Linked DNA regions of Homo sapiens: regions 2, 3 and 4 are each linked to region 1. Evidence: read pairs that join two places in POLR2A ChIA-PET (ENCODE). Cell type or tissue: GM12878. All regions are shown on one strand. Links, peaks and the distances in the headings refer to the core of each region. The heading gives the core; the rest is flanking DNA.

Region 1 (7,453 bases), core at 1,587-6,586:
CCTGTAATCCCAGAACTTTGGGAAGCTGAGACAGGCAGATCACCTGAGGTCAGGAGTTCAAGACCAGCCTGGCCAAGATGATGAAACCCCATCTCTACTAAAAATACAAAAATTAGCCGGGTGTGGTGGTGGGTGCCTGCAATCCCAGCTACTTGGGAGGCTAAAGCAAGACTATCGCTTGAGCCTTGGAGGCGGAGGTTGCAGTGAGCCGAAGTTGCGCCACTCCAGCCTGGGTGAAAGGGCGAGACTCCATCTCAAAAACAAACCAACGAACCTGCCATATTCTAGTATTTTCTTAGCTAGAGGGACCATCACATCATCTTGACCAACCAATGTCCTCTTCATTTTATGCACAGGAACTCAGGCTAGGAAGTAAAAGTAGCCTTCTCTAAGGAAGCTCAATTAATGAAAACCTTTGTTTAACTTGCTGTGTGACTGTTACATTCCTTTTGTTGATATCAGAGTCAATTTAGGGTTGACTCTATTAGGAAAACAGGTTCTTAGAGTTAAAAGGTTCATGAAAGTAAAGGTCCACCGAATACTTTTCAAGTGAAGACACAACAATTTCCCTTTGTCTGGAGAGGCTTCTGTGAATTTCAGACAAAGGATTTTGTGCATGAAGAGCAGGCTAGGCTGTTCCGATGATCACATCCTGTAACATTTCCCTGGTGAGGCATGTCAATGCTCTTAGGGCAAGTGGTAGTGGAAAATTCTTACTCTTGCCAAAGGGATGCTCTGCAATTTTTTCTTCCAAATGTTTTTCTCTGACTCTTTGGGTGGAGGCAGGTACAATAAAAGAATAAACTCTGAATTACCTTCCATTTAACATCTGACACCTTTCAAATTCAGCTCTTGAAAATCCACAGCTCTTTAATTTGCTATTACAATAAAGATTTCCAATCAGAACAAAATCCTCACAGTATACTTGCACAAGAGTTCAAGTAAGAGTTCATTAAATTATCAGTTTGCCACGTTTTAGAACTCCATGCAAACGTTTATAAGCCATGATACTGAAACATTATTTGTACCACTTATGTCAAATATAAATACTGATGGTTAAAACTACCATTATTCAAGCCGGGCATGGTGGCTCACACCTGTAATCCCAGCACTTTGGGAGGCCAAGGCGGACGAAGCATTTGAGGTCAGGAGTTTGAGACCAGCCTGGCCAACATGGTGAAACTCCGTCTCTACTAAAAATATAAAAATTAGCCCGGCATGGTGGCGGGCGCCTATAATTGTAGCTACTTGGAGGCTGAGGTTGCAGTGAGCTGAGATTGCGCCACTGCACTCCAGCCTGGGTGACACAGTGAGACTCCATCTCAAAAAAAACCCAAACAAACCAAAAATCAGCATTATTTTTTTAAAAAATCCTTTTTATTAATCAATTGTATTATGCATTTTAAAAACCTAATTTATTGTGGCAAACACCAGTTATTAAAATCTTTTATAAGAAAAACACTATTTAAGACCAGAAATTACCTTCTAAATGCCACTGTTGTTTTTGAATCTAAATGGCTCCTAGGAAACACAAGGCATAACAGATTTATCTTAAACTACTTAAACATTTAACTGTGACTCAAAATTTTCACCGTGTTTCCAATTTGAGTCATAAATTTTGTAGTTTAGCAGAGACTGAATGAAATTCTTCATTTGAGAAGCTCTACTTGACTACTTTAAACTACTTCCAGGCCTCACGGTGAACAGGGAAGGAACATTACACAATACCCCATTATACTACTGTGGTTTGCTCCCAATCTGTTTCTTAGACAGTACTGTCTTTAAAATGGCAAACGTGATCTCCTCCTGTTTTAAAATCTTTCAACAGCTTCTTTGGCATCCCAACCCGGGCTTATAACAGCCTCCATGACCCAAGTGCTGTTTGCCTGTCACCCTCTCACCTCCCTCTGAGCATCACACACTATGCTCTTCAGTTCCTCTAACTTGTTTCTGGGCCTTCACATACCCTTTCTTCTCCCATAAATAGTAAGGCTTTCCTCTAACTCCCAGATTAGGCTGGCATCCCTCACTGTGTGCCCACAGAGCATCCTGTCCTTTCCTTACACTCGCATGGTCTTCATGAATCTTCCCCACTAAAACCAAAAGCTCCATAAAGGCAGAGTCACTCAGACATCACTGATTTCCTAGCCCTACCACTATACCTGGCACACAGTGGGTGTCAAATAAAATATCTGTCAATGAATAAAGCATTTGGCACACATATTTCCTTTAGTATACATGTAGCAAAAGACTTCTAATTACCAAGTTGAAGAACATCACGAAGCTAGAAACAATAAAAAATCAGGGTCCAAAGAGATAACAGCTTTGGTTAAGCTAAATGAGGTTCAATAATGGTAGTTGCTTAAATTCTACGTTTAGACTAAAACCAAAATAATCTATGCCAGTAAAAGTCTAGAAATTTAGGAATGGGGGGATGGGAAGAACACCTAAGAAAGACTGTAGTTTTAGCTGGTAGAGTAATTAAGACTGCCAAAGAAATTTCCATAGACTGTCAGAAGACAAAAAATGTCTAGAATGACAACCAGACTCCATTTACATAACTGCATTCAATCTGGGTACCAAAGAGAACTACCAAGATGGTAAAGCGTTTGAAACAAATGCTAAGACTAACTTGGAAATAAACATTTTATTTTATTTTACTTTTTGAGATGGAGACTAGCTTTGTTGCCCAGGCTGGAGTGCAGTGGCATGATCTCGGCTCACTGTAACCTCCACCTCCCAGGTTCAGGCGATTTTCCTGCCTCAGCCTCCCGAGTAGCTGGGATTACAGGTGCCCACCACCACACCAAGCTAATTTTGTTTGTTTGCTCTGTCACCCAGGCTGGAGCACAGTGGCGTGATCTCAGCTCACTGCAACCCCCGCCTCCTGGGTTCAAGCAATTCTCCTGCCTCCCTCCCAAATACCTGGGACTACAGGCGTGTGCCGATGCGGCCGGCTAAGTTTTGTATTTTTAGTAGAGATGGGGTTTCACCACGTTGGCCAGGCTGGTCTCGAACTCCCAACCTCAAGTGATCCACCCACCTAGGCCTCCCAAAGTGCTGGGATTACAGGCGTGAGCCACCGCACCCGGCCAAAAATAAAAATTTTAGGATACGCTATACTGCTAACATTTGACAGTCCTAGTACTGCCACAAACTGCCACATGCTCCTGGATAAGTTACAAACTCTGAGTTTTAGTCTTCTCATCCCCTAAAATAAGGTTTCATAAGCTCCCCTTCAGATCTAAACTGGTGATAAATCAGATTTCTATGTGGCTCCAAATTAAAAAAGCTAACATACACAACAGACAAAATATATTTTAGCTCATAAGGAATATTTTATAATGAACTGACTAAAAAAATGACACTGATCATTAAGCAAGTTTCCAGTTACTAGAGTTATGGGGGTAGAAAGGTAACCAATTCATTAGATGTTGCAAAGGCAACCATGCACTAAGCAATGTTAGAGTACTCCAGCCTACCTACCAACAGAGATTTTTATCACAAAAGAAAAATGCACGTTTAAAAGGTCAAACACCATTCTTCTTCCCCTCTTTCAACAGATATATATACAGTTAACAGTATATTGCCGGGCGCGATGGCTCACGCCTGTAATCCCAGCACTCTGGAAGGCTGAGGCAGGCGGATCACAAGGTCAGGAGAACGAGATCATCCTGGCTAACATGGTGAAACCCCGTCTCTACTAAAAATACAAAAAATTAGCCGGGCATGGTGGCGGGTGCCTGTGGTCCCAGCTACTTGGGAGGCTGAGGCAGGAGAATGGCATGAACCCAGGAGGCGGAGCTTGCAGTGAGCTGAGATCATGCCACTGCACTCCAGCCTGGGCGACAGAGCGAGACTCCATTTCCAAAAAAAAAAAAAAAAAGTGTATCTTCTGGATTTTCTGGACATCTCTTTATGTACAACATTCACTAAAACAATATTAGACCTTTTATATTTATACATACCTGTCTCATTTTAAAAAGTGGCTGTATAGTAATAATAAGCAATGAAATTTTGAGACTATTATTTCTAGACCAGGTACTGCTGGAACAGCTTCACAGGTTACTAATTCAATCTTCACAACTCTAAGGAGGGATCTATTATCTTTACTCCCTCCCTGTTTATAGATGAGGAAAATGAGACACTAAAAGGTACTTGTTCAAGGCCACAGTATTTCACAACCATACCATGAACTAAATGAATCATCCTCTATTTTTATGGCTATCTAGTTATTTCTAACATTTCCTTTTACGGTGTTACAGGGTTAACATCTTCGTCTGTTATCTTTTACTTTTGCATACAAATGTATACTCCCACCAAGTTTATGTCCCTCCTGTTTCCCCATTCTCTCAATCTTGTATTTTTCTGGCACTGATAATGCCAAGCCCTTTGTTTTACTTTTTTTTTTTTTTTCTTTTTTTGAGACAGAGTTTCACTCTTGCTGCCCAGGCTGGAGTGCAATGGCACGATATCAGCTCAGCACAAACTCTGCCTCCTGGGTTCAAGTGATTCTCTTGCCTCAGCCTCCCAAGTAGTTGGGATTACAGGCAAGCGCTACCATGCCCAGCTAATTTTGAATTTTTAGTAGAGACAGCGTTTCTCCATGTTGGTCAGGCTAGTCTCGAACTCCTGACCTCAGGTGATCTGCCCGCCTCGGCCTCCAAAGTGCTGGGATTACAGGCATGAGCCAGTGTACCCGGCCACCAAGCCCTTGGTTTTCAAAAGTTCCATTATCGGCCGGGCACAGTGGCTCATGCCTGTAATCCCAACACTTTGGGAGGCTGACGGTGGGTGGATCTCTTGAGGTCAGGAGTTCAAGACCAGCCTGGCCAACATGGTGAAACCCCGTCTCTACTAAAAAAAAAATACAAAATAGCCAGGTGGGGTGGTGCACACCTGTAATTCCAGCTAATGGGAAAGCTGAGGCAGAAGAATCGCTTGAACCCAGGAGGCAGAGGTTCCAGTGGTCCAAGATTGCACCACTGCTCTCCAGCCTGGGTGACAGAGCCGAGACTTTGTCTCAAAAAAAAAAAAAAAAAAAAAAGTTCCATTATCTTTTAATATAAAAGTTGGTCACAGTTAAATCTGCCCATCTAGGTGGTTTGGTGTTAATGCTTAGGAAAGGTGGTTCCCATGGCCAGCAGCGGTGGCTCACACCTGTAATCCCAGCACTTTGGGAGGCCAAGGCAGATGAAGCACTTGAGGTCAGGAGTTTGAGACCAGCCTGGCTAACATGGTGAAACCCCATCTCTACTAAAATATACAAAAAATTAGCCGGACATTGTGGTGGGTGCCTGTAGTCACAGCTAACGGGGAGGCTGAGGCAGGAGAATGGCGTGAACCCAGGAGGCGGAGCTTGCAGTGAGCCGAGATCATTCCACTGCACTCCAGCCTGGGCGACAGAGCGACTCCGTATCAAAAAAAAAAAAAAAAAAAAAAGGAAAGGTGGTTCCCAAACCACATGGTTTCTTCTCCTTTTTCCAAAATCTTCATCTCAGTAGCAAGAATGAAAAGGTTGGCACTTCCTGGTACTGTGACTACCACTGAATCATGGGGAGTAGAGAGGAGGTGATTACAGGAAATCAGGAAGGAAATGCCAGCCCCATGAAATCAGGTCAGGCTTCAAGATCAACTGGCCTATCATGGTCTGATGGTTGAGGAGAACTCTCATTTCTCACAGTTCTTAATGTCTTAGCTATTCTGACAGTGCTCAGGGGCTCTCAAACTCAAAAACTCTCTATGCTGATTTTTGTTTTAGACTATTTTGCTCTTCTGCTTATCCGTTTTCTAGAGTAATAATTTATACCTTGGCTTTGGAAACAGAGGTATAGCTTCCAGGATTTACAGAACAACTAAAGCAATTTTTCTTTTTTGTTTTGTTTTCTTTTTTTTTTTTTTTTGCAACAGAGTCTCGCTCTGTCCCTCAGGGTGGAATGCAGTTGTGCAATCTAGGCTCATTGCAGCTTCCATCTCCTGGGTTTAGGCGATTCTCGTGCCTCAGCCACCCAAGTAGCTAGGATTACAGGCATCCACCACCACACCCGGGTAATTTTTGTATTTTTAGTGAAGATGGGATTTCACAGTGTTGGCCAGGCTGGTCTCGAACTCCTGGGCTCAAATGATCCGCCTGCCTTGGCCTCCTAAATTGCTGGGATTACAGGCATGAGCCACCATGCCCGGCCTGTACTTCAGTTTTCAAAACTAAATAGCTAGAATCCTGAGGTGGACTTTCTGAGGAGGAGGACAAATGAACCTCCTGAAGTTGCACACAAGATTTTCAATATATGTTTTTGGGGAAGAAAGTCCATAAATTTCATTAATTCTCAAAGGGACTGTGATCTAGAAATGATTAAGATCTGCTCTAGAGCCTTGCTACTCAAATTATTGACCTGGGAGCTTATTAGAAATGCAGAATAATCAGGCCCCATTTCAGACTGAACCAATCAAAACATACATTTTAACAACATCCCCAGGTAATTCCTGCACACATGAAGTTAGAGAAACATTGATCTAAGCAGTGTGCAAAATCTTAAGGCTCCCCACCCCCCGAACTTTTTTTGGGAGACAGAGTTTTACTCTGTCTCACTCTGTCACCCAGGCTGGAGCATACTGGCACGATCTGAGCTCACTGCAGCCCTGACCTCCCAGGCTCAACTGATCCTCCCACCTCAGCCTCCCGAGAAGCAGGGACTACAGGAGCACGTCAACATGCCCAGCAAATTTTCATTTTTTATTTTTTTAGAGACGGGGTCTTTCCATGTTGCCCAGGCTGGTCTCAAACTCCTGAGCTCAAGTGAACCTCGTCTCAGCCTCCCAAAGTGCTGGCATGAGCCATGGCTCCCAGCCTCACTATGCAAGTTTTTAAAACTTTTTTTGTAAAGACAAGGTCTCAATATGTTGCCCAGGCTGGTCTCAAACTCCTGGGCTCAAGTGATCCTCCTGCCATGGCCTCCCAAAATGCTAGGATTGCAGGGATAAGCCACTGCACCCAGCCAACACCTTTTTTTTTTTTTTTTTAAACAATTCTCTTTTCATATTTTACAAAAGACTTTGGTACAGAGATTGTTGTGGCCCACAAAACCCAAAATATTAGCTGGACGCTATAGCTCACACTTATAATCCCAGCGTTTTTTTTTTTTTTTTTTTTTTTTTTTGAGATGGAGTCTCGCTCTGTCCCCCAGGCTGGAGTGCAGTGGCGCGATCTTGGCTCACTGCAACCTCTGCCCCCTGGGTTCAAGTAATTCTCCTGCCTCGGCCTACCGAGTAGCTGGGATTACGGGTTACGGGTGCCTGCCACTGCACCCGGCTAATTTTTGTATTTTTAGTAGAGACGGGGGTTTCACCATCTTGGCCAGGCTGGTCTTGAACTCCTGATCTTGTGATCCACCCGCCTCCGCCTCCCAAAGACCTGGGATTACAGGCTAAGGCAGGAGGATCACTTGAGGCCAGG
Region 2 (7,453 bases), core at 1,170-6,169, 340 kb before region 1:
CTGGAGTAGGTGGTGAGGCTCAGGGGTTGTAGTCTCTGCAGGTAGGATCGGCATCCAGGAAGCTCCTGGGATCCCTTTCTTGGGTGGTTTGAGATGGCCAAGGTGCTTGATATATTAATAGTTAATTGAGGTCCCTTCTTACATGGGATGGCACAACCAAGGGAGAGAATACAGGGTTATTCAGGGCCCAAGGAAGCCATGAATGACAGGACAGAGTGGAGCCAAGGGAAAGTGGTCCCAGGAGTCAGGGAGCTTCACTTTCATTCCCATGCACCGCAGGCCAGCCGTGTGCTAAGCGCCCTTCATACTTCACTCACGTCATGCTCCCATTGTTGCTCTGGGGTAGAAAATGTGGCCCACCCCACTTTCCCCGAGAGGACGCTGAAGCTTCCAGCATTGAGAGATGTGTCCAAGGTCCAGGCAGATGGGGGAGTTGGGAGCTGAGCCCAGGACTGGCCGCCCCACGGCACGGACTCTGCAGTCTTTGCCAGGGTGAGGATTTAGAATGAAGCAGCTTCTCTGAATTCTCAGCAATTTTCCTTGTGACCTGGTTCCCCTAAGAAGCAACACTCCCTGTGAACTGGCAGATTCAGGGCCCCAGGGATGAGTTTTCATAGAGGCTGGGGTTATTATCCTGGCATCGTAGTTTTGTGACCTTAGGTTGGTCTGTCTCTCATTTTTCTTTTGCATTGTTTCTTTTTTAAATTGAGGTGAGATTCACATAACAATCATTTTTAAGTAAATGATTCTGTGGCATTTATTTAACACATTCACAGTGTTGTACAAGTCACCACTATCTAGTTCCAGAGCATTTTCTTTTTTTTTTTTTTTCTTTTTTCTTTTTGAGATGGAGTTTCACTCTTGTTGCCCAAGCTGGACTGCAATGGTGCGATCTCGGCTCACTGCAACCTCCGCCTCCCAGGTTGAAGCGATTCTCCTACCTCAGCCTCCCAAGTGGCTGGGATTACAGGCACACACCATCATGCCCAGCTAATTTTCTGTATGTTTAGTAGAAACAGGGTTTCACTATGTTAGCCAGGCTGGTCTCGAACTCCTGACCTCAGGTGATCTGCCCGCCTCTGCCTCCCAAAGTGCTGGGATTACAGGCATGAGCCACCGTGTCCGGCCCCAGAGCATTTTCAAATGGAAACCTGGTACCCATTAGCAGTCACTCCCCATTCCCCCTCCCCTAGCCCTGGGCAACTGTGAACCTGCATTCTGTCTCTGGATTTGCCATTTCTGGACATTTCATTAGATGGGATCATATAATGTGTGATCTTGTCTGTCTGCCTTCTTTGACTTAGAATGACGATTTCATAGGAGCGGGGGTCAGAACCTCATCCTTTTCATGGCTGAATATTGGGTCTGTTCCTTGTAGCTCTGTGACTTGGTTTTACCTCACATGAGCTCTCAGATCCCTTTAGTTCCAAAATAAAACCAAGGAAAAACAACAACAAAAACCCTACTAGAGGCTTGCACCTTTATTAAGCTTGCTGAATTTGAATATGTGTGAAAACTTCATTACAAAGCAATTTGCCATGCAATTTTCACAAGAAACCACATCATAATACTTTAATTACTGAAATAATTACCTACAGGTTGAAAGGATCAAAGGATTAATAGTCTGTTCTTGCAGAGGCCTGAACTTGTTTAATTTTAACCTGAAACTGCAGAAATTGCCAAGATAATGGCAGGTTAATTTTCAGAGGCCAGAATCTACTGATCTGAGAGTGTGAGCGGCAAGGCCCTGGCGGGGGGGTGGGTACGGTGATGGCCTGGAATTTCCAAGGGAAGAGAAGGGTCACTCGAGGTCCTTTGGGGCTCCTCCCACTGCTGCATCTCCACTGCCATTATGGTAACCCCAACACTGTCACCTCCACCCTGCCATCAGTGCCCTCGCCAACATCATCACCAGCTGTCACCGTGACTGCCATCACCACCAGCTGCTTCCCACAGCCACCATCAGTGAGACCACCCACCCACTCCACACTGCTCCCCACCTGTCCTCTGTCAGCCCATCACAAAGCCCAGGAGGCTGTGTTTCCCATAGCAGCTCTCCTGAATTCTCCAGGACACCAGGACTCCTCTCCCCTTCACCATCTTCACCCACTATGAGCACACGAGAGCTGGGGCAGGTACCTCGCATCTCCAGGCAGAAGCTAGTTTGTAAGCACAGCAGCCGTCCCTGTAGCCAAGGAACCTGCAGTCAGCAGTCCCCAAGGTCCCTTCCAGGACTCGGACTGCCGAGGCAGGGCTGTGTTGAATTATTTATTGAGCATCTGTTCTGTGAGCACCCCAGCAACAGCAGTCCCCAGGAACAGAAAAATACAAACTTGCCTGGGCACGGTGGCTTATGCCTGTAATCCCAGCACTTTGGGAGGCCAAGGTGGGTGGATCACTTGGGGTTAGGAGCTCGAGACCAGCCTGGCTAACATGGTGAAACACCATCTCTACTAAAAATACAAAAATTAGCCAGGCATGGTGGTACGTGCCTGTTATCCCAGCTACTCGGGAGGCTGAAGTGGGAGAATTGCTTGAACTCAGGAGGCAGAGGTTGCAGTGAGGCGAGATCATGCCACTGTACTCCAGCCTCGGTGACAAAACAAGACTCTGTCTCAAAAAAAAAAAAAAAAACTGATTATTTGTTGCCATCTAGGTATGGGCAGTTTGGTTTGAGAGGTGGTATTTGGGAAACAGTGACCAAAGGTCAGAAAATGAGCCAGAGATGTTCTGGGAGGGCAGGGAAGGTGGGCAGCGCCTAGAGGCAGAGCAGGCCAGGAGGGTGGCGGGAAGGAGGCTGGCAGCTTCTATCAGAGAGGAGCTGGCCCTGCACAGCCTCCATCCTGGTGGGGCCTCTGGCGAGCTATAGCAGTAGCCTCCCATCCTTAATGGCTTTGCCCAGTGGTTTCACCCACGTGCTTCCAAGCCAGCTCTTAATGATGGGAGAGGGAGGGCCTCTGTGGGGGTCTCATGATCTCTGGCACCTTCCCTCGGCCCACAGGTCATCATCATCTGCTTGGTGGTTCTGGATGCCCTCCTGGTGCTTGCTGAGCTCATCCTGGACCTGAAGATCATCCAGCCCGACAAGAATAACTATGCTGCCATGGTAGGGGTTGACAGCTCTTCTGGGGTCTTACTGATATGTTTTGCTTGTGTTATCTGCACAGACGGGGTGCAGAGTGGAGCAGCTGACACCCCACTTGGAGTAGCAAGGTCTGTGGTAGTTTGATAGGTGTTTTCGTCTTCCTTTCCAGAATATGGATTAGCATTTACTACAAGCAGGAAACGTTGTTTCACATGATGGCTGGAATCCTGGGCGATGCTAGGCTAGTGAGCTGGAGCATGTGGGGTGGATCCACTCTGCCATCTCTGGGTCAGGAGGGGCATTCCTCCTGTCTTCTGTTGATGGTCTGCATGGTCCCCTTGCTGGGCCATCAGGGGATCTGCTGTTTATTCACTGATTCAGTTACTGAGCCCATCCCAGATGTTCACCCAAAGGGTGGTGGACATACCCTGTCTCAGTTCCAAGGGCGGAGATCAAGAGAGTTAAAATCATCCCTGGTTGGGCATGGTGGCTCACACCTTTAGTCTCTGCACTTTGGGAGGACAAGGCGGGTGGATCACCTGAGGTCAGGAGTTCGAGACCAGCCTGGCCAACATAATGAAACCAAATCTCTACTAAAAGTACAAAAAAGTAGCTGGGCGTGGTGGCATGCGCCTGTAATCCCAGCTACTCAGGAGGCTGAGGCAGGAGAATCGCTTGAACCCCAGAGGCGGAGGCTGCAGTGAGCCGAGATAGCGCCACTGCACTCCAGCCCGGGCAACAAGAGCAAAACTCCGTCTCCAGGAAAAAAAAAAAAAAAAAAAAGCATTTCCCCCCCATCCCCCGCCATGCCCTTTTTTGGAAAAACAAAATGGAATTGATATGCAAATGTATGTCTTTGCAAGTGGTGAAAACGGCAGAATATGAAACTTCCTCCTTCTTCCTGATACCTTTCCCAGAGGCAGCCCTGTGACATCTCCTATGCCAGCATAGGAGGAGAATCTTCCCTGTCCATCTGTTTTCTCCTAAATAATTGTTTTCATGTTTCTCAGAGACTGGGTCTTGAACCCCAGGGCTCAAGTGATCCACCCACCTCTGCCTCCCAAAGTGCTGGGATTACAGGCGTGCGACACTGCACTTGGCTCTCTTCCTCTATTTTTAATAGAATCCATTAACATACCTGCCATACTTATTGTCTTTTTTTCTCTCAACTTTTTATGAAAAATGGCAAAGACACATTTTGCTGTGTTTGCTTTGTCACTATACATCCCCACGGACGCACACACGCTTCCGTCTGGCCATTTGACTTCACAACCCTTCACTCCTAAATACTTCAACGTGCCTAATAAGGTTTTTCTCCCATGGAGCCATAAGAGCACCATCAGATCTAAAATAAGATCAATAGTCCCACCTAACAACCACTTTTATTCACTCATCCCAAATGTCTCTCTTTATTTTTTTGAGACAGTCTCTATCGCCCAGGCTGGAGTGCAGTGGCACTATCTCATCTCACTGCAACGTCCGCCTCCTGAGTTCAAGCGATTCTCCTGCCTCCAGCTCCAGAGTAACTGGGATTACAGGTGCCCGCCACCACACCCAGCTAATTTTTTTATTTTTAGTAGAGATGAGATTTCACCATGTTGGCCAGGCTGGTATCGAACTCCTGACCTCAAGTGATCTGCCCACTTCGGCCTCCCAAAGTGCTGGGATTACAGGCAAGAGCCACCGTGTCCAGCCCAAGAATGTCTTTAATGGCAGTTTTTTTCAAACTAGGATAGAGAATTCCAATATTCTATTTGGTTATGTCTCCTTGGAATTTTTAATTTTTTTTTTTACTTGAGACAGAGTCTTGCCCTGTCACCCAGGCTGGAGTGCAGGAGCACTTAACAGCTCACTGTAGTCTTGATCTCATGGGCTCAAGCCTTCCTCCCGCCTCAGCCTCCTGAGTAGCTAGAACCACAGACATGCACCACCACACCCAGCTAATTTTTAAATTTTTTGTAGAGACAGGGTTTCCTTGTGTTGCCCAGGCTGGTCTTGAACTCCCAGGCTCAAACAATCCTCCTGTCTTGGCCTCCCAAAGTGCTGGGATTACAGGTGTGAGCCACTGCACCCGGCCTCCCTGGGCTTTCTTAATCTAGAGAAATCCTCCTGCTTTTCTTTTTCCTTCATGACAATGACTCTTGGAAGAGCCCAGCCAGTAGAATGTCCCATGTTCTGGATTTGTCTGATGATTTTGAGGTCTCCTGCCTTGTTTCTTCATTTCCTGCACACCACGGTTAGGTCCAGGGCTTGATCAGCAGGGAGTCTTCATTGGCTGGCGATGTTCTGGATGTGGCATTTTCAGGAGGCACACCACGCCAGGGGTCCCACTCAGTTGGGTCACTTGCTGGACTGCTCCACTGGCCAGGGGCATTTTTCCCGTTGCAGTGGTAAATGATCTGCCTGGTACTGCTTTGGTAGCATGCAAATATCCTCTTCCCCAGTTGGCATCTGTTGGTGAAACTTGCCTGAGTCAGTGACTACACTAGGGAATGCAAAATGGTGATTTTCTGTCTTTCCTTCTACATTTAGTAGTAGGTACTCTTCTATAAAAAAGCACTTCCCTGTTTTCCCATGTGTGTATGTATGTGTGCATGGGTGTATGTGCCGCACTGTGAATTTTTTTATTCACTGTGTTACAATCAATCTTAGTCATTCTTTTCAATGTTCAGATTGTCCCAAATGTTGTCACTGTGAGCCTCTTCAAGTTGACTGCTGGGTCCTGTTGACATGACTCTGTGATGTCTTTGAAGACTTCCTTGCTGGCAAAAGACGTCCTTGCCCACATTGTACCTCCCCTGCCTCAGATCTGGAAATGGTTATCTTGGTGTGAGGACTGGTTATTTTATTTTATATTTTTATTTTTTGAGACAGTCTCACTTGTCACCCAGGCTGGAGTGCAGTGGTGCAATCTCGGCTCACTGCAACCTCTCCTCCGTGTTCAAGCAATTCTCCTGCCTCAGCCTCCCAAATAGCTGGGACTACAGGCATGCACCACCATGCCTAACTTTTTGTATTTTTTTAGTACAGACAGGTTTTCACCATGTTGGCCAACGTGGTCTCAAACTCCGGGCCTCAGGTGATCTGCCCGCCTTGGCCTCCCAAAGTGCTGGGATTACAGGCATGAGCCACTGTGCCCAGCCAGGACTAGATCAAGATCTTGGAACCCTTTTCACTTTACACCACCTTGGTGATCACTCCTAATTGGAACATATGGATCTGCCTCCATTCATTCATTCATTCAGTTATTTTAGAGATGGGGTCTTGCTATGTTGCCCAGACTGGCCTCAAACTGGGCTCTTGGCAGGAGGCCCCACCTAGCCTCCTGAGTAACTGGGACTATTGGCTCGAGCCACCACACCCAGCTTAATCTTTTTAACAAGTGTGTCCTTAGGGCCCCATATGGAGGTGTCACCATTCATTTCAAGAGTAACTTCTAATGGACATTTCTGTCTAATGGACATTTCTGTTGTCTTACAATGCAGAAAGTATTTGTTCTGCAAACAGTGCTGCAGTAAATATCCTTAGTCCCTGTGCACACAGGAGCTCAGCTGTAGGGTAAGTTCTTAGCCATGGAATTGCTGGTCCAAAGGGTCTAGAGGATGCTTTAATTCTGACATTGCCTAATTGCCCTTTAGAGAGCAGGTGCCTCATCTGTGGTGTTCACAGCTGTGTTTCCAGCACTGGGCATCTGGATTTGTCCACCAGAGGAATTCTCTTGCTGGTGACCAGGCAGGTGCATGTGAGGGCAGCTTGACCTCCCAGAGGCCCAATCTCCCCTGACTGTGGTTCCTTGTCCCCTTCAGGTATTCCACTACATGAGCATCACCATCTTGGTCTTTTTTATGATGGAGATCATCTTTAAATTATTTGTCTTCCGCCTGGAGTTCTTTCACCACAAGTTTGAGATCCTGGATGCCGTCGTGGTGGTGGTCTCATTCATCCTCGACATTGTCCTCCTGTTCCAGGAGCACCAGTTTGAGGCTCTGGGCCTGCTGATTCTGCTCCGGCTGTGGCGGGTGGCCCGGATCATCAATGGTACGTCTCCTGCACTCCCAGGCTGTGGATGGAGAGTAGGGGCCCAGGCATACATCCAAGGCCTGACTGCGCAGTCACTCTGGGTGCCTGAGCTCACAGTGGCTCCTGTTATGGAGGCCTCCCCTCTGCCCCCTCACCTCCCTCTCCTCCCTTCTTCCTCTTCAGCCCTTTAGGAGCTGGTTATAAGCAGGTTTACGTCAAGCAAATAAAATGAAACAGGTTGGGTGCAGTGGTCATGCCTGTAATCCCAGCACTTTGGGAGGCTGAGTCAGGAGGATCACTTGAGCCCAGGAGTTCGAGACCAACCTGGGCAACATGGTGAAACCCCCA
Region 3 (7,453 bases), core at 857-5,856, 200 kb after region 1:
GGCAGGTGCCTGTAATCCCAGCTACTTGGGAGGCTGAGGCAGGAGAATCGCCTGAACCCAGGAGGCGGAGGTTGCAGTGAGCTGAGATCTTACTGCTGCATTCCAGCCTGGGTGAGAGAGTGAGATCCTGTCTCAAATAAAAAAAAAAAAAAAAGAAAAAGAAAAGAAAAAGAAAAAAAGTAGAACTTTTAATCCAATAGTTTCAGCAAATTTCCAGGGCTCACTCTCATTGGTCTGAAGTGTGTCAGACCCAAAGGAAGTGCTGGATCCTCTTATCAGAGATAGAGATGCTATGCAAACAAGACCAGTAGATCAGGGAAGACCAGGTGGTCAGGGAAGGCTGGTAAATCTGGAAAGCTGCATAAGAAAAACCGGAAGAGGAAGGAATGAGCCTGCACTCGTGGCAGAGAGCATCTGTATCAATGAGAACCTTCTCCCTGATTTCCTTCCACGAATTATCTTTCTTCAATGTGGTCTTCCACTGTGGGCCAAACAAGGTCTTGGGATAACCCAGCAGACCTCTCCGGATCCCCCACAAACATCTGAGGATGGCCATGAATATAATGTCTCCAATCCCTTCTCATTTCAGAACTTCCAAACAAGAACTTTCCTGTGCAGAGTACAGGGAAGCCAAGCCAATTTTCTGTTTTTGGTATTAAATTTAGACCTTTCATCCTGACCATGAGATATTTCTGGATTCTGCACGAGTATTCAGCGAGTGCCAGGATTCAAGATGCTATCCCATCTGGGGCTATTCTGCAGGCTGCCCACTTTATCTCATTCTTTTAAAACTGGGAAAAATGACCCAGACGCAGAAACAAATTCAGAAGAGGGTTATTCTGTTATCCATTAATTGTCATTTAATGCCTTTGCCATCCAGGTTACTTGGAGAGGAAAGAAATTAAATTTGAACGGAAACCTGAATTGCATTTTGCAGATATCCTAAATTGTCTCTGTTCTGACAATTTAATCTTGTGGGTATGTTTAGTAGCAGAATGTGCTTTCTTAAAAGGTAAAAAGATAAATAATATGTGAAATACTCAACTTAAATGGATGAGATTCCAGAGGTCTTCTTAAATGTGTGCCTGGTACTATATTTTTCTCAGATGGCTTTTATAAAATGGGTTTTGTATTTATAAATGTGCTATGGTTCACAAAGGCTGGAAATTGCTGATGAGATTAATGGGCAATGTAGAATAGCCAAAATAATACGCAATTCATATTAACTCCTTAGTCATCAGTATGGATTGAAATATAGGATGCATCTAACTTTTTTTTTTCAGTGACACGATGTCACTCTGTCACCCACGCTGGAATGCAGTGGCGTGATCATAACTCACTGCAGCCTGTACCTCCCGGCCTCAGCCTCCCGAAAAGTTGGGACTACAGGTGGCGCCACCATATCCAGCTAATTTTTTTTTTTTTTTTTTTTTTTTTTTTTTAGAGATGAGGTCTCACTATGTTGCTCAGGCTGGTCTCAAACTCCTGACCTCAAGTGAGCCGCCCACCTTGGCCTCCCAAAGTGCTGAGATTACAGGTGTGAGCCACCGTGCCTAGCCAGGATGCACCTAACATTCTTAGTGGGCTGAAATTATCATTATATCATCACTTATTGAGTGCTTACTATATGTCAGGAACTTTGCTAAATACTTCAAATATGTGTCAGAATTTATTCAAATTTTAATTTATGTGTGTACCCCTTCTGTTTCCCATCCTCTTGAAAGAATTTTTATTGTCTTGACTTCTGCAGGTTGAAAATCCAGCTGTACTTTGCCCAGTACATCTGTACTTCCTACAGACCCTGTAGGCGTGTGAAGAATTGAAGTGTTTAGGGGAAATTGTACTGGTTGTCCTCAGGCGGGGAGTGGAGAGGGGGGTTCCTTCAAGGGTAAGGTGGGGCCAGGTGCGGAGGTCGAGGCCTATAATTTCAGCACTTTGGGAGACCAAGGTGGGAGGATCACTTGAGTCCAAGGGTTCGAGACCAGCCTGGGCAACATAGTGAGACCCTTATCTCTATAAAAAATAAAAAGTTAGCCAGGCGTGGTGGCGTGCACCTATAGTCTCAGCTACTGGGGAGGCTGAGGCTGGAGGATGTCTTGAGCCTAGGAAGTTGCGGCTGCAGTGAGCCAGGATTGTGCCACTGCACTTCAGCCTGGGCAACAGAGGGAGACCCTGTCTCAAAACAACACAAAACAGAACAAAACAAAATGAGACAAAACAAGAGTAAGAAGAGAAAAGACAGATGTTATGGAGAGTGGGAAGGGTCACAAGTTGATAAGTCCAGAGCAGCTTCTGGGAAGGGAGAAATACCCTAAGGAGGCCACACCACAAGTCCAGTGCCTTCCAGTCTGACCAAAGCTTTCTTTGTCTCAGGCCTGACATGGAAGGATCAATGCTATTGGACCTGAAAGGACCTGTAGCCTGGGAGGATGGGTGACCAAGCAGTCACTAGGGTGGGCCACTGACAGAAGACTGCAGGTGTTGCCCAAAGCTACATCACTGCAAAAGAGCCCCGGGACTTGGTATCCCCTAGGATGTGTGTTGGGGGAGGGGGGATGCTCAAAACAAGATTACATTTCTCTCCAACCTAGCAGAATGGGGGCTCAGAATTGGATTTCAGTTGGTTATAAAACAATGTCCTTCCTCCTGCAAATCTGAGTCGTGGACTAAAACTGATAACTTCTGTATTAGTTAGCATCCTGGCAGGATAAAGATGGCAAACTCTGGGCAATTGAGGATAGCTTAATAAAGGGCTATTTATAAAGGTGTGGACAGCATTTAGGGCAACCAAGAGACCAGCACCAAAGGCAGCCATTGCTGCCCCTAAGCCTGAAGCAGGAAGAGAAGAGGACAAACACAAAAAGCCTGACAGATCAGCCCTACAGAGACAGTTGCCTAACAAGAGCCTCTGACGCAGCCAGTCCCAATCCCACTGTCCTATCCTCTGATCTCTTCTTGCTTGGCTCCTCACTAGCTAAACCCAACAGAGAGCCAAAGGGAAAGGGAGCTCCCCTGAGGTCATCCATGCAGATGCGCCTCCCTGGACAAAGAGGGGGAGGAAGATGGCAACAGTGGGGCTGGGCGCGGTGGCTCACATCTGTAATCCCAGAACTTTGGGATGCTGAGGTGGGCAGATCACTTGAGGTAAGGAGTTCAAAACCAGCCTGGCCAACGTGGTGAAACCCTGTTTCTACTAAAATACAAAAATTAGCTGGGTGTGGTGGTATGTGCCTGTAATCCCAGCTACTTGGGAGGCTGAGGCATGAAAATCGCTTGAGCCCAGGAGATGGAGGTTGCAATGAGCCAAGATTGCACCACTGCACTCCAGCCTGGGTGACAGAGTGAGACTCTGTCTCAAAAAAAATTTTTTTTTAATTTAATCCACAGCAATGTGGATCCGGAGGGGCAGACTGACTTTATAGATAAAATTACACAATCAAAATGATGGGCAGTCAGGCCTTGTGGGGTCAGTGAATCCAGCCCCATGTCTTCCAAGCTGCACTTCTCTCTTCTAGCTGAAGTTCCAGGCATTATGTGAGTTAGGCCTAATTTCATTTCGGCACACTGCCTGCACCTACATAATCTCATTTAATCTTCACAACAAGTCTGCAAGGACAGTTTTTTGTTTTTCTTTTTTTAGACAGTCTAACTTTGTCACCCAGGCTGGAGTGCAGTGGTGTGATCATGGCTCACTGCAGCCTCAACCTCCTGGGCTCAAGAGATCCTCCTGCCTCAGCCTCCTGAGTAGCTGGGACTACAAGCGAGAACCACCATGCCTGGCTAATTTTTGCATTTTTCTTTAGAGACAGGGTCTCACTACATTGCCCAAGCTGGTCTTGAACTCCTGGGCTCAAGCAATTCTCCCGCCTTGGCCTCCCAAGAGGCTGGGATTATAGGCGTGAGCCACCACACCCAGCCACAGTATTATTTTTTTCCACTTTATGATTAAGGAAATTGAGACCTAGAGAGTTAACAGAGGCCCAAGGTCGCAGAGCTGGTAGCTGGCTGAGCCAAGATTCAAACATAGGTCTGCCTGATTCCAAAGCCATTTTCATCAGCCTCCTAAACTGGCTCCAAACTGGCCCAGCAGAGACCGAAAGAACCATAAATCAGGCTGCTGAGGTGGGAGGCACAGGGATTTTCTGTGTGGGAGGGACCACATCAACACAGTGCCTGGACTTCTGTGCCTACAAGGGCTTTGCCAAGGAAGCTCTTCTCACACCCAGGTATAGCTAATGGTTTGAAATCCAAGCGCTTATCCCAAAATCAAAGAGGGGGAAGATGGAGAGAAAACACTTGGCCAATGCTGGGAAAAAAAGTGTATTTTCATTTCAGATGCCTTTCAAGTTTCTTTTTTTCCCAGCTGAATGTTTGGTGTATTTATAGAGTTCAGGGGGAGTATTTAAGGGTAACCGGCAGTGGAGCTGCATTTTGGGCTATCAGGAAGCTGAGAATCATGCAGGAGAAGTTTGGTGGAAGCGGACAAGAGCAGCAGGGCACAAACTGGCTTTGTCTTTCATGTTGCCAAGACCACCTCATCCTCCTGGGGCTGATGACGTCAAATCGAGGTCTATGAGAGTGCTACAGATGAAATGATCGACTCAAAATGATGGGCAAATGGGTGAATGAATAAGCAAACTGTGGTATATACATACAGTAGAATATTATTCAGCCATAAAAAGAAATGAAGTACTGGTCCATGCTATAGCATATATGAACCTCAAAAACATGGTGCTGAGCAAAACAAGCCAAATGCAAAAGGCCACCCGTTGTATGACTCCTGTTATATGAAATACTCAGAATAGGCAAATCCCTAGAGACAGAATGTGGACTGGTGGTTGCCAGGGGCCAGGCAGAGGGGAGAATGCAAAGCAAGTGCTTAATCGGTACAGAATTTCCTTTTGAGGCCGGGCACAGTGGCTCACGCCTGTAATCCCAGCATTTTGGGAGGCCAAGGTGGGCAGATCACTTGAGGTCAGGAGTTCAAGACCAACCTGGCCAACATGGCAAAACCCTGTCTCTACTAAAAGTACAAAAAAATAGCCAGGTGCGGTGGTGCAGGCCCATAATCCCAGCTACGTGGGAGGCTGAGGCAGAAGAATCGCTTGAACCCAGGAGGTGGAGGTTACAGTGAGCCCAGATCGCACTACTGCACTCCAGCCTGGGTGACAGAGCAACACTCTGTCTCAAAAAAAAAAAAAAAAAAAAAAAAAAAAAAGCATTTCCTTTTGAGGTGATGAAAATGTTCTGGAAATAGACAGAGGTGGTTGTACGATATATGTTAATGTACTAATTACCATGGAATTGTTCCTTTTAAAATGGTTGGTTTTATGTTATGTGACTCTCATCTCAATTATATTTTTTTTTTTGGAAAAAAAAATTCCCTTCCTTCCCGTCCCTCCCTTCCTTCCTTCCTCTCTCTCTTTCCTCCCTTTTCTTTCCTTCTTTCTTTCTTTCTTTTTTTTTTTTTTTTTTTTTTGAGACAGGGTCTCGTCCAAGCTGGAGTGCAGTGGCATGATCATGGCTCACTGCAGCCTCGACCTCCTGGACTCAAGTGATCCTCCTCAACCTCCTGAGTAGCTGAGACTACACCCACCACCATGCCCAGCTAATTTTTAATTTTTTGTAGAAACATGGTCCCGCTACGTTGCCCAGGCTAGTCTCAAACTCTTGGGCTCAAATGATCCTCCTGCCTTGGCCTCCCAAAGCTCTGGGATTATAGGCATGGGACACCATGCCCAGCCAGCAAGGTCTTTTCTGTTCCTCTTACTTAAAGTAACCAACCCACCAGTCACCCTCCATCACTGTGCTCTTCAGACTGTTGGTCATGGCCTATTAGAGGGAATGGAAATCAATTTAGTGGATCTCAATTAACATTTTAAAAAATGAAATGAAATAAAACAGAAAATATCACACAAGGATAAGGGTAAATATTACTGTGTCAGAAATTTTTTTACTTTTTTTTTTTTTTTTTGAGACGGAGTTTCCCTCTGTGGCCCAGGCTGGAGTGCAGTGGTGCAATCTCAGATCACTGCAGCCTCCACCTCCCTGGTTCAGCGAGTCTCCTGCCTCAACCTCCCGAGTAGCTGGGATTACAGGCACGAGCCACCATGCCCAGCTAACTTTTTTGTATTTTTAGTAGAGATGGGGGTTTCGCCATGTTGTCCAGGCTGGTCTGGAACTCTTGACTTCAAATGATCTGCCTGCCTCGGCCTCCTAAAATGCTGGGATTACAGGCATGAGCCACCACGCCCAGCCTATTTTTTGCTTCTTAATAAACCACTCCAAATTTATTGATATGCAACCGTTTTTTCCCACAAGTCTGTGGGTTAGCTGGGCTCAGCTGGGCGGTTCTGCTCCATGTGGTATCTGCTGGGATCACTCATACGGCTGAATCCAGCTGGAGGTCCGTGTGGGGCTAGAACATCCAAGGTGGCATCCCTCTTGGATCTGGATGTTAGTGTTGGTGGCCACTTCTTCACATGGAAGCTCTCCTTCTCTTGTGGCCTCTCATCATTCAGTTGTCTGACCTGAGCTTCCTTTCATGGTTCTGGGTACAAAGAGCACAAAAGTGGAAGCTGCCAGTCCCCTTAAGGCTGAAGCCCAGAAAAGGCACAAAGTTGTTTCCGCTGCATCCTATTGCCCAAAGCAAATCACAAGAGCCACCCAGATTTAAGGGAAGGGAGAGGCTGGGTGTGGTGGCTCATGCCTATAGTCCCAGTACCTTGGGAAGCTGAGGCAGGAGGACAGCTTGAGCCCAGGAGTTTGAACTCAACATAGTGAGACCCCAACTCTACAAAAAAATGAAAAAATCAGCTGGCGTGGTGCTGCATGCCTGTAGTCCTACCTACTCGGGAGGCTGAGGCAGGAGTGTTACCAAAACACCAGGGGTTCAGACTAGGTCCTGCTGCTTGCCACACAGAAAGCCAATCACTGACAGGACAAGTATTGCCAAGGAAGAAGGCTTTAATTGGGTGCTGCAGCTGAAGTGATGGGAGCTGAGTCTCAAATCCAACTCCCTGGTCTACTAAAATTAGGAGTTTATATAGTGGGGAAGAAATGTAACAACATGCGGGAAAACAAGAACTAGGGAAGGGCAGGAAGTCATCTGATGCCCTGATCTGGTGAGTTTCAGTGCTTCAGTACTTGTTTTTGAGAGGCCTGAAGGTCCTCAGATAAAACAAATACAGCTTTAATAGCAGAAGGGTCAATGTCTATGTTTATCCAAAAGAACAGTGTATGGGAGTGTTGGGCCAGTTTCAGGAGGATCACTTGAGCCTAGGAGTTCAAGGCTTCAATGAGTTTGATCATACCACTGCACTCCAGCCTGAGTGACTGAGACTCTGTCTCTAAAACAAACAAATAACAAAAACAGGGAAGGGGAAGCTGGCTCCACCTCTTTTTTTTTTTTTTTTTTTTTTTTTGTAGAGATGGAGGTTCACTATGTTACCCA
Region 4 (7,453 bases), core at 1,563-6,562, 63 kb before region 1:
CATCCGGGGAAGCTTTTCAATATCCTGACGTTGGGTCTCTCCAGTGTAGATGGAAATACATGGAATTGGGAATAGACATCGATATTTTTGGAGGTCCCCAGGGGTTACCAATGTGCAGACAGGTTTGGGAACCACTGCATTAGGCATTTTACATTTATTTAGGGCTTTCACTGGATTTGTCACCCCATACTTTCATAATCCATTTTTTCTGATTTTTTTTCTGGTTTTTGGTGAGGGTATAGTTGGGATGGGGTTTTTTTTTTTTGTCCTCCCACCGCTCGCCCCCATCCAGTGTGGCGTACTCATTAATATGAATCTCTCTGTGTCAGACACCATGCAAGATCACTTAGTTTGCCTATTTTTTTTCTCTTACTCCTCTTTTTTTTGAGACAGAGTCTCGCTTTGTTGCCCAGGCTGGAGTGCAGTGGCATGATCTCGGCTCACTGCAGGCTCCACCTCCCGGGTTAATGCCATTCTCCTGCCTCAGCCTCCCCAGTAGCTAGGATTACACCTGGCTAATTTTTTGTATTTTTAGTAGAGACAGTGTTTCACCGTGCTAGCCAGGATGGTCTCAATCTTCTGACCTCGTGATCCGCCCGCCTCGGCCTCCCAAAGTGCTAGGATTACAGGCGTGAGCCACCGTGCCCGGGTCCTGTTTTTTTTTTTTTTTTTTGAGACAGAGTCTCGCCCTGTCACCCAGGCTGGAGTGCAGTGGCATGATCTTGGCTCATTGCAACCTCCACCTTCCGGGTTCAAACCATTCTCCTGCCTCAGCCTCCCAAGTAGCTGGGATTATAGGCGCCCACCACCACACCCAGCTAATTTTTGTATTTTTTAGTGAGATGGAGTTTCACCATGTTGGCCAGGCTGGTCTCGAACTCCTGACCTCGTGAGCTGCCTGCCTTGGCCTCCCAAAGTTCTGGGATTACAGGCATGAGCCACCACAACCGGCCTATTTTTTTTATTTTTATTTGAGATAGAGTCTCACTCTGTCACCCAGGCTGGAGTGCAGTGGTGCAATCTCAGCTCACTGCAACCTCCACTTGCCGGGTTTAAGTGATTCTCCTGCTTCAGCCTCCTGAGTAGCTGGGATTACAGGCATACACCACCACACCCAGCTCATTTTTGTATTTTTAGTAGAGATGGGGTTTCGCCATGTTAGCCAGGCTGGTCCCGAACTCCTGGGCTTAAGTGATCTGCCCAATTCAGCCTCCTAAAGTGCTGGGATTACAGACGTGAACCACTGTACATGGCCTGTTAGGCCTATTCTTTTTCGTGGCCATCTTACCTTGGGCCAGAGTTAGTACTCGTGGGATAACTCCACATCCATATGATAGTGTTGGCTGTGGGAATGGGTCTGTTCATTGTGACCTCCAGAGTGGGCACAATCAGGGTCCAACTTTGTTTTGTTATGTAATATTTTAAGTTCATGTGAATTGACCCTGGGAGTTCAAAGGAGCTGTGCCAGTTTCAGCAACGTTTGGTGACTCAGTCACAGACATTAAAATAGATCTTACAAGATGCAGTTCCTCCAAAACATATTTTTATAAGCATTTAAAAATAAACCTAGGAGTCTAGGAGTGATTTGCTCTTAACAGGAAGATGAGTTCAAATTTGAGAAATAAAATTTGGATGTTGGGAAAGAGAACAAATCTGCTTATATAGCCAGAGAGCTATGCCTCTGGATTTGTTGAGGGGGAAAGAGTATTGTCTTTGTTCTGAAAGAAGCTCTAGCAAACCAACCATTGATTTCAGATTAACTTCTTGATCCTGAAACTGTAACTTCCCTGTCTTCCCAGCTGCTGTTAATCATGTTAATTCCATTATACTGCATGCCTATTTCACCAGAGCTCAGGGATGCGGTTGAATAGTCCGTCCTATAATATTTGGACAGCGGATGTTTCCCAGTTGGCCAGTGAGGCTTCTTAAGCTGCCATTTGGAGATTTAGGTCAGGGCAACTCTGACTACACCCTTTGATATTTCTTACAGTTTCCAGTTGGAGCTTCCTTCTTTTGCTGGTAGAGATTTAGGTTAGGCAAGTGCATTCTGTTTTTTTCTGAAGTTCCAGTAGGGCTTTAGCAGGGAAGTAAAACTATTCAGTAAGTAATTGCAAACAACTGTATGTGGAATCCAACATGTTGCCCTTAAGAGTTAGGTAATTGGCTGGGTATGGTGGCTCATGCCTGTAGTCCTAGCACTTTGGGAGGCTGAGGCGGGTGGAACACCTGACGTCAGGAGTTCGAGACCAGCCTAGCCAACATGGTGAACTACCATCTCTACTAAAAATAGAAACAAATTTAGCCAGGCATGGTGGTGCACGCCTGTAGTCCCAGCTACTTGGGAGGCTGAGGCAGGAGAATTGCTTGAACCCAGGAGACATGGGTTGCAGTGAGCCGAGATGTCACCACTGCCCTCCAGCCTGGGTGACAGAGCAAGACTCCATTTCAAAAAAAAAAAAAAAAATAGTTAGAGTTAGGTAATTTCTGGTTAAGTAACCATAGTGTGTGGAAGGGTGTGCATGAATGTTATAAATGCTGCTAGGGTGGAGGAGTATGCAGAGAAAATCTGCCAAGGATTGTGTGGGTTTGGGGTTTTAAGCTGTTTTTTTGTTTTGATGAGCACTTTGTGCCAAAAAGTTATTCCTCTGTTCTCCTCAACTTACTGGCATGAAGAGTTGAGAGTTGACTCTTCTCAAGGTGGCCTCCTCATAGGGCGTCTCGCTGTGGGTGTGGAAAGAGGCAAGGGCTGCCAGTTGCAGTCTGTTTGGTGCATGTGGTAAGTACTGTTCATCTCGTTTAGGGAAGCCCTCAGCAAGTGCCTTTTGAGACAGCTGTTACGTTTCAAATAAAAGAGTCTTTCTCCCTAAGTTGCTTGACAATAAGTCCTTTATTTGTCAAACTGTAAATTCACTTTAAGACTCTAGGAGCCAGGCCAGGCACGGTGGCTTACGCCTGTAATCCTAATACTTTGGGAGGCTGAGCTGGGCGGATCACCTGAGGTCAGGAGTTCGAGAGCAGCCTGACCAACATGGAGAAACCCCGTCTCTACTAAAAATACAAAACTAGCCGGGTGTGGTGGTGCATGCTTGTAATCCCAGCTACTCGGGAGGCTGAGGGAGGAGAATCGCTTGAACCCGGGAGGCGGAGATTGCAGTGAGCCGAGATGGCGCCATTGCGCTCCAGCCTGGGCAACGAGAGTGAAACTCTGTCGCAAAAAAAATAAATAATAAAATAAAGACCCTAGGAGTCTTCCATCTTAAACCTAGCCCTACAGGTGACCGAATGCAGCTGGAGAATAACTGCTTGTTAAGAGGCAGCAAAACCTTGGGTTTTGTTGGGAACATCATCTCTCACTACTTTGATCTCTTGGCCATATGACAGACTAATCATTAGTGTCGCATTTATTCTTCCAGTGGTCAGATGGGGTGCTCACATGCTGCAGGTTCCTTACATGTGCTTGTTTCCTTCCCTAAACTGAAGGTGCCTTTGAAGGCAGTCTTTTTCTACATCCATCAAGTTCTCTGGGGAAGAGCACTTCTTAGCTATTCCATCAACACTCTTGCCAGTCTAATCTCACCATCAGTTTCCCGTGGCCTGCCCTTTGTCTGAAACTTTGAAGGTTAGCAATTTGGAGAGCTGTCAGAGTGGAAGCATGGGTTGGAATGGTAATGGCATTGAATGTCTTCACGTGTTTTACTTTTTTCAGGTCTTATCGAATGTTACTTAGCCTCCAACAGTATTCGAGAAGCAATGGTAATGGCTAACAACGTTTACAAAACTCTGGGAGCAAATGCACAGACCCTTACCCTTTTAGCCACCGTTTGTCTTGAAGACCCAGTGACACAGGAGAAAGCCAAAACATTATTAGATAAAGCCCTGACCCAAAGGCCAGATTACATTAAGGCTGTGGTGAAAAAAGCAGAACTACTTAGTAAGTGTGTCTTATTTTCTGTCCTGTTCATCATTAATTTTTATAAAACCTGACCTCAGTTGGAGCCCCTTGTCCCAGCTAGTTACAGATGACTAGACAGGTGTGTGCCTTTTGCAGCAGGTCTGAGCCTGCTTGGATTGGTTTATATTTAGCCCAACCAAACGTAGCTGGCTTAGATCTGCTTGGCTTGGTTCCAACCACCTATAATTGGTTGGTATCTATTCGGCTCACTAATTTTTTTTTTTTTTTTTTTTTTGAGACGGCATCTTGCTCTGTCACCCAGGCTGGAGTGCAGTGGTGCGATCTCAGCTCACTGCAACCTCCGCCTCCCGGGTTCAAGCAATTCTTCTGCCTCAGCCTCCTGAGTAGCTGGGACTACAGGCGTGCACCACCATGCCCAGCTAATTTTTTTATTTTTTATTATTTTTTTTTATAGTAGAGATGGGGTTTCACCATATTGGCCAGGCCGGTTTCGAAATCCTGACCTTGTGATCCACCCGCCTCGGCCTCCCAAAGTGGTGGGATTATAGGTGTGAGCCACCGTGCCCAGCCTCGGCTCACTGTTATCTGGTTTGAGTTGTCCTGAATTAGTTGGAGCTGAATATAACTAACTGATTTTAGCCATTTTGAGTGGAGCTATCTGGATGATTTTATGACTTCCCGTTTGGCCCTTTTTTTTTTTTTTCAGTCCTGATTTATGATAAACTCATAATTTGGTTCATTGAATTTGGGCTAGTTGGCAAAGCAGTTTGGCTTTTTAAAGTTAAGAGCCCATTTAAAACATTATAATTCAAACTGCAAATTTCTTTTTTTTTTTTTTTTTTGAGATGGAGTCTCGCTCTGTTGCCCAGACTGGAGTGTAGTGGCACAATCACGGCTCACTGCAAGCTCCGCCTCCTGGGTTCAGGCCATTCACCTGCCTCAGCCTCCCGAGTAGCTGGGACTACAGGCACCTGCCACCAAGCCCGGCTAATTTTTTGTATTTTTAGTAGAGACGGGGTTTCACTGTGTTAGCCAGGATGGAAAATTTCTTAACTGAATAGGGCTTCAGGTGTGCTTGCCCTCGCTTTGTGTTGCACCAGTGTTCTCTTGAGGATGTCTGCAAAGAGATGGTCAGAATGGTAGTTGTGGTTTTTTTGTACATGACTTAAGTGAGGGTCTTTTTTATTCCCCCAGGCAGAGAACAGAAATATGAAGATGGAATTGCTTTGCTGAGGAACGCACTGGCTAATCAGAGTGACTGTGTCCTGCATCGGATCCTAGGAGATTTCCTTGTAGCTGTCAATGAGTATCAGGAGGCAATGGACCAGTATAGTATAGCACTAAGGTAGGCACTAGCCTCCCTTGGGGGAAGGCCACTGAGGAGGGTAGAGGAGGCAGTGAGCTGTGTCACAGGAGTTATGGAAACACACACACACTTTGTGTCCATGGTTGAAAGCAGAATAATAATAGTAATGGTAGAAGAGTTATTTGTGAATTCATGACTTCTAAAAATTTTTTCTTAAAATATATTAACAACATTAGAGAACTGTTTCACTCATAACCATCCCACACCACTATAACATCTGTGTTCATTTGTATAGCTCATCTTCTGTCCTTGCCCACACACACATATTTTTATAGGGCTGTACCTAGTATATATTTTATATTCTTCTTTTTCAAATCAAAGTATTGTAAGTACTTTCCCATGTTTCTATCTACTGTAGTCATTAAGAACTTGAGGTCTGAAGTTTTGAATACTACCTTCACCACCTGTGATCTTGGGCAAGTTACTAACACATTTCCTTGTCTATATCTAGCTACCTTATTAGATATTAAATGATCGAATGAGGGTTAAATGATTATTTCATGTAAAGCTCTTAGCCCTGTGCCTGGTACATAGTAAATGCTAAATAAATAGTGGTATTCTTACTGTTTAATACAGAAGTGGTTTCTTTGAGGGTTGTCTGTGTGTCTGTAAGGTTATGGTGAAGGGCTGTCTTTAATAGAGTCTGATCACATTCAATTGTTCAGCACACAGTTGAGCACCACTTGTGTGCCTAGCATCTCAGTGACAACTGGAGATGCTATGTTTCGGGAGCTGTCAGTCTCAGACATGCAGACTGGCCATGCCATGTGCTAAGGGCTTTCATAGTAGTCTGTAGAAGGGAAGGTGGGAGTCCAGAGGGCAGGAGCCCTGGGTATGGGTGAGAGCTTCAGAGTACAGGATGTGGAAGGCTTCAACCAGGAGACGAGGAGATGTTACAGATCGGTCCGCATTTATATCGGTAGAAACGGTGCCAACATGGGTTTTAGCTGCTTTTTAGAATCTCAGAAGCAAGTGAGAAAATAAAATATCAGACTTCCATTAGAGGTGGGGTTTGCTAGGCGTGGGACGCCTGCTGGCTTGGGTGATGGTCACTAAGGCAAGAGGAAAGATTGCTTAGGAGGCAAATAAATGAATGTTCTAGAGGCTCTGAACTTTGGGGGTGGGGGTGGCGTATGTACTGACACTCAGCTGCTAAATGTGAATGCTTGGGTAGGGGTAGCCTTGGGTCCTGGGGTCTGACCTAGGTGTTTACAAGTCTGTTCCATGGTACAGCGTGATGTTTTTGGTTGGCTCCTGAAATGCTGCTATGTTTAATTACATCATAAGAACATGGGACACCTATACTCAGAGAAATTCCTATTTTTTGTAACCCTGTAGCTCTAAAACCCAACTTTCTGGGAATTCCATTTGAATTTACCTGGTAATGTTTGTTTGCCACTTTTTCATTTGTGTTATCTGGTAGCCGCCTCTAGCAGAATGCTAGGGGTAATAGGTATGAAAAAGTTTAAGAAATTTGTGGAGAAAAACTCAAATTGAGAACTCTAAAAATTAGGAAGAGACTCCTTTTTGCACTTCTGGTGGTGGACTCCCTCAACCCAGCCTTGGAAGCCTGAGTTGTTTGGAGAGGCCAGGCTTTAGCACATTTTTTGGGACTGTGTGGTCATTTCACTGCCGGGCCAGGGAGATGACGAATCAGCCAGCAAGAGCAAGGCAGAGATTCAGGCCTCTCCTTTGTTTTGTTGTCCCCTAGTTTGGACCCCAATGACCAGAAGTCTCTAGAGGGGATGCAGAAGATGGAGAAGGAGGAGAGTCCCACGGATGCCACTCAGGAGGAGGATGTGGACGACATGGAAGGGAGTGGGGAAGAAGGGGACCTGGAGGGCAGCGACAGTGAGGCGGCCCAGTGGGCTGACCAGGAGCAGTGGTTCGGCATGCAGTGAGGGGGCGGCAGCTCCATGGCCGCAGTGGCCTGCCCTGCTCTGAGCACTTCCGTGGACTGAAGGAACCGTAGGAGCCTGCTCTCAGAAGGACAATGATTCAGCATGTGATTGCAGCAGGGGTCTCTGCCCCCTCGCTCCCAATTCCTAGTCGTGACTTCATTTCTAAAACAGAGCCTGACCAACCTTCCATGTATCTCCATCCTCCCCTGCTCCAGCCAGGGAGGACTGAGGGAGTGCCCCGAGACCCACGCACATGTTGGGGCTTCTGGGCCA

What was found. Peaks named below come from ENCODE experiments on the same cell type or tissue, not always from the same donor. Only the 100,000 strongest peaks of a DNase experiment are listed, where the experiment ranks them.
Region 2: POLR2A ChIA-PET joins it to region 1 with 5 read pairs; 2 of 35 experiments call an interaction of 5 or more read pairs at or near these places.
Region 3: POLR2A ChIA-PET joins it to region 1 with 5 read pairs; 5 of 35 experiments call an interaction of 5 or more read pairs at or near these places.
Region 4: POLR2A ChIA-PET joins it to region 1 with 9 read pairs; 8 of 35 experiments call an interaction of 5 or more read pairs at or near these places.

The regions. Positions count from the first base shown.
Region 1 is chr12:110,311,300-110,318,752 of GRCh38, reverse strand. All of the region lies in intron 5 of ATP2A2 (ATPase sarcoplasmic/endoplasmic reticulum Ca2+ transporting 2), which reads right to left. Among named protein-coding and RNA genes, the nearest start is that of ATP2A2, 34 kb to the right of the region's middle. RefSeq lists an enhancer at 4,041-4,120. In GM12878, for the core only: no CTCF peak of the experiment used is centred there; a DNase peak (open chromatin) is centred at 4,272; H3K27ac peaks cover 2,524 bases.
Region 2 is chr12:110,650,887-110,658,339 of GRCh38, reverse strand. HVCN1 (hydrogen voltage gated channel 1) reads left to right here. Exons shown (of 8, transcript NM_032369.4): 5 at 3,002-3,106; 6 at 6,892-7,123. Among named protein-coding and RNA genes, the nearest start is that of HVCN1, 35 kb to the left of the region's middle. In GM12878, for the core only: no CTCF peak of the experiment used is centred there; no DNase peak of the experiment used is centred there.
Region 3 is chr12:110,111,380-110,118,832 of GRCh38, reverse strand. No RefSeq gene overlaps it. Among named protein-coding and RNA genes, the nearest start is that of IFT81, 9.3 kb to the left of the region's middle. RefSeq lists a cis regulatory region at 178-449. In GM12878, for the core only: no CTCF peak of the experiment used is centred there; no DNase peak of the experiment used is centred there.
Region 4 is chr12:110,373,871-110,381,323 of GRCh38, reverse strand. It overlaps ANAPC7 (anaphase promoting complex subunit 7), which reads left to right. Exons shown (of 11, transcript NM_016238.3): 9 at 3,707-3,931; 10 at 5,108-5,258; 11 at 6,991-7,453. The coding sequence ends at 7,180. Among named protein-coding and RNA genes, the nearest start is that of ANAPC7, 26 kb to the left of the region's middle. In GM12878, for the core only: no CTCF peak of the experiment used is centred there; no DNase peak of the experiment used is centred there.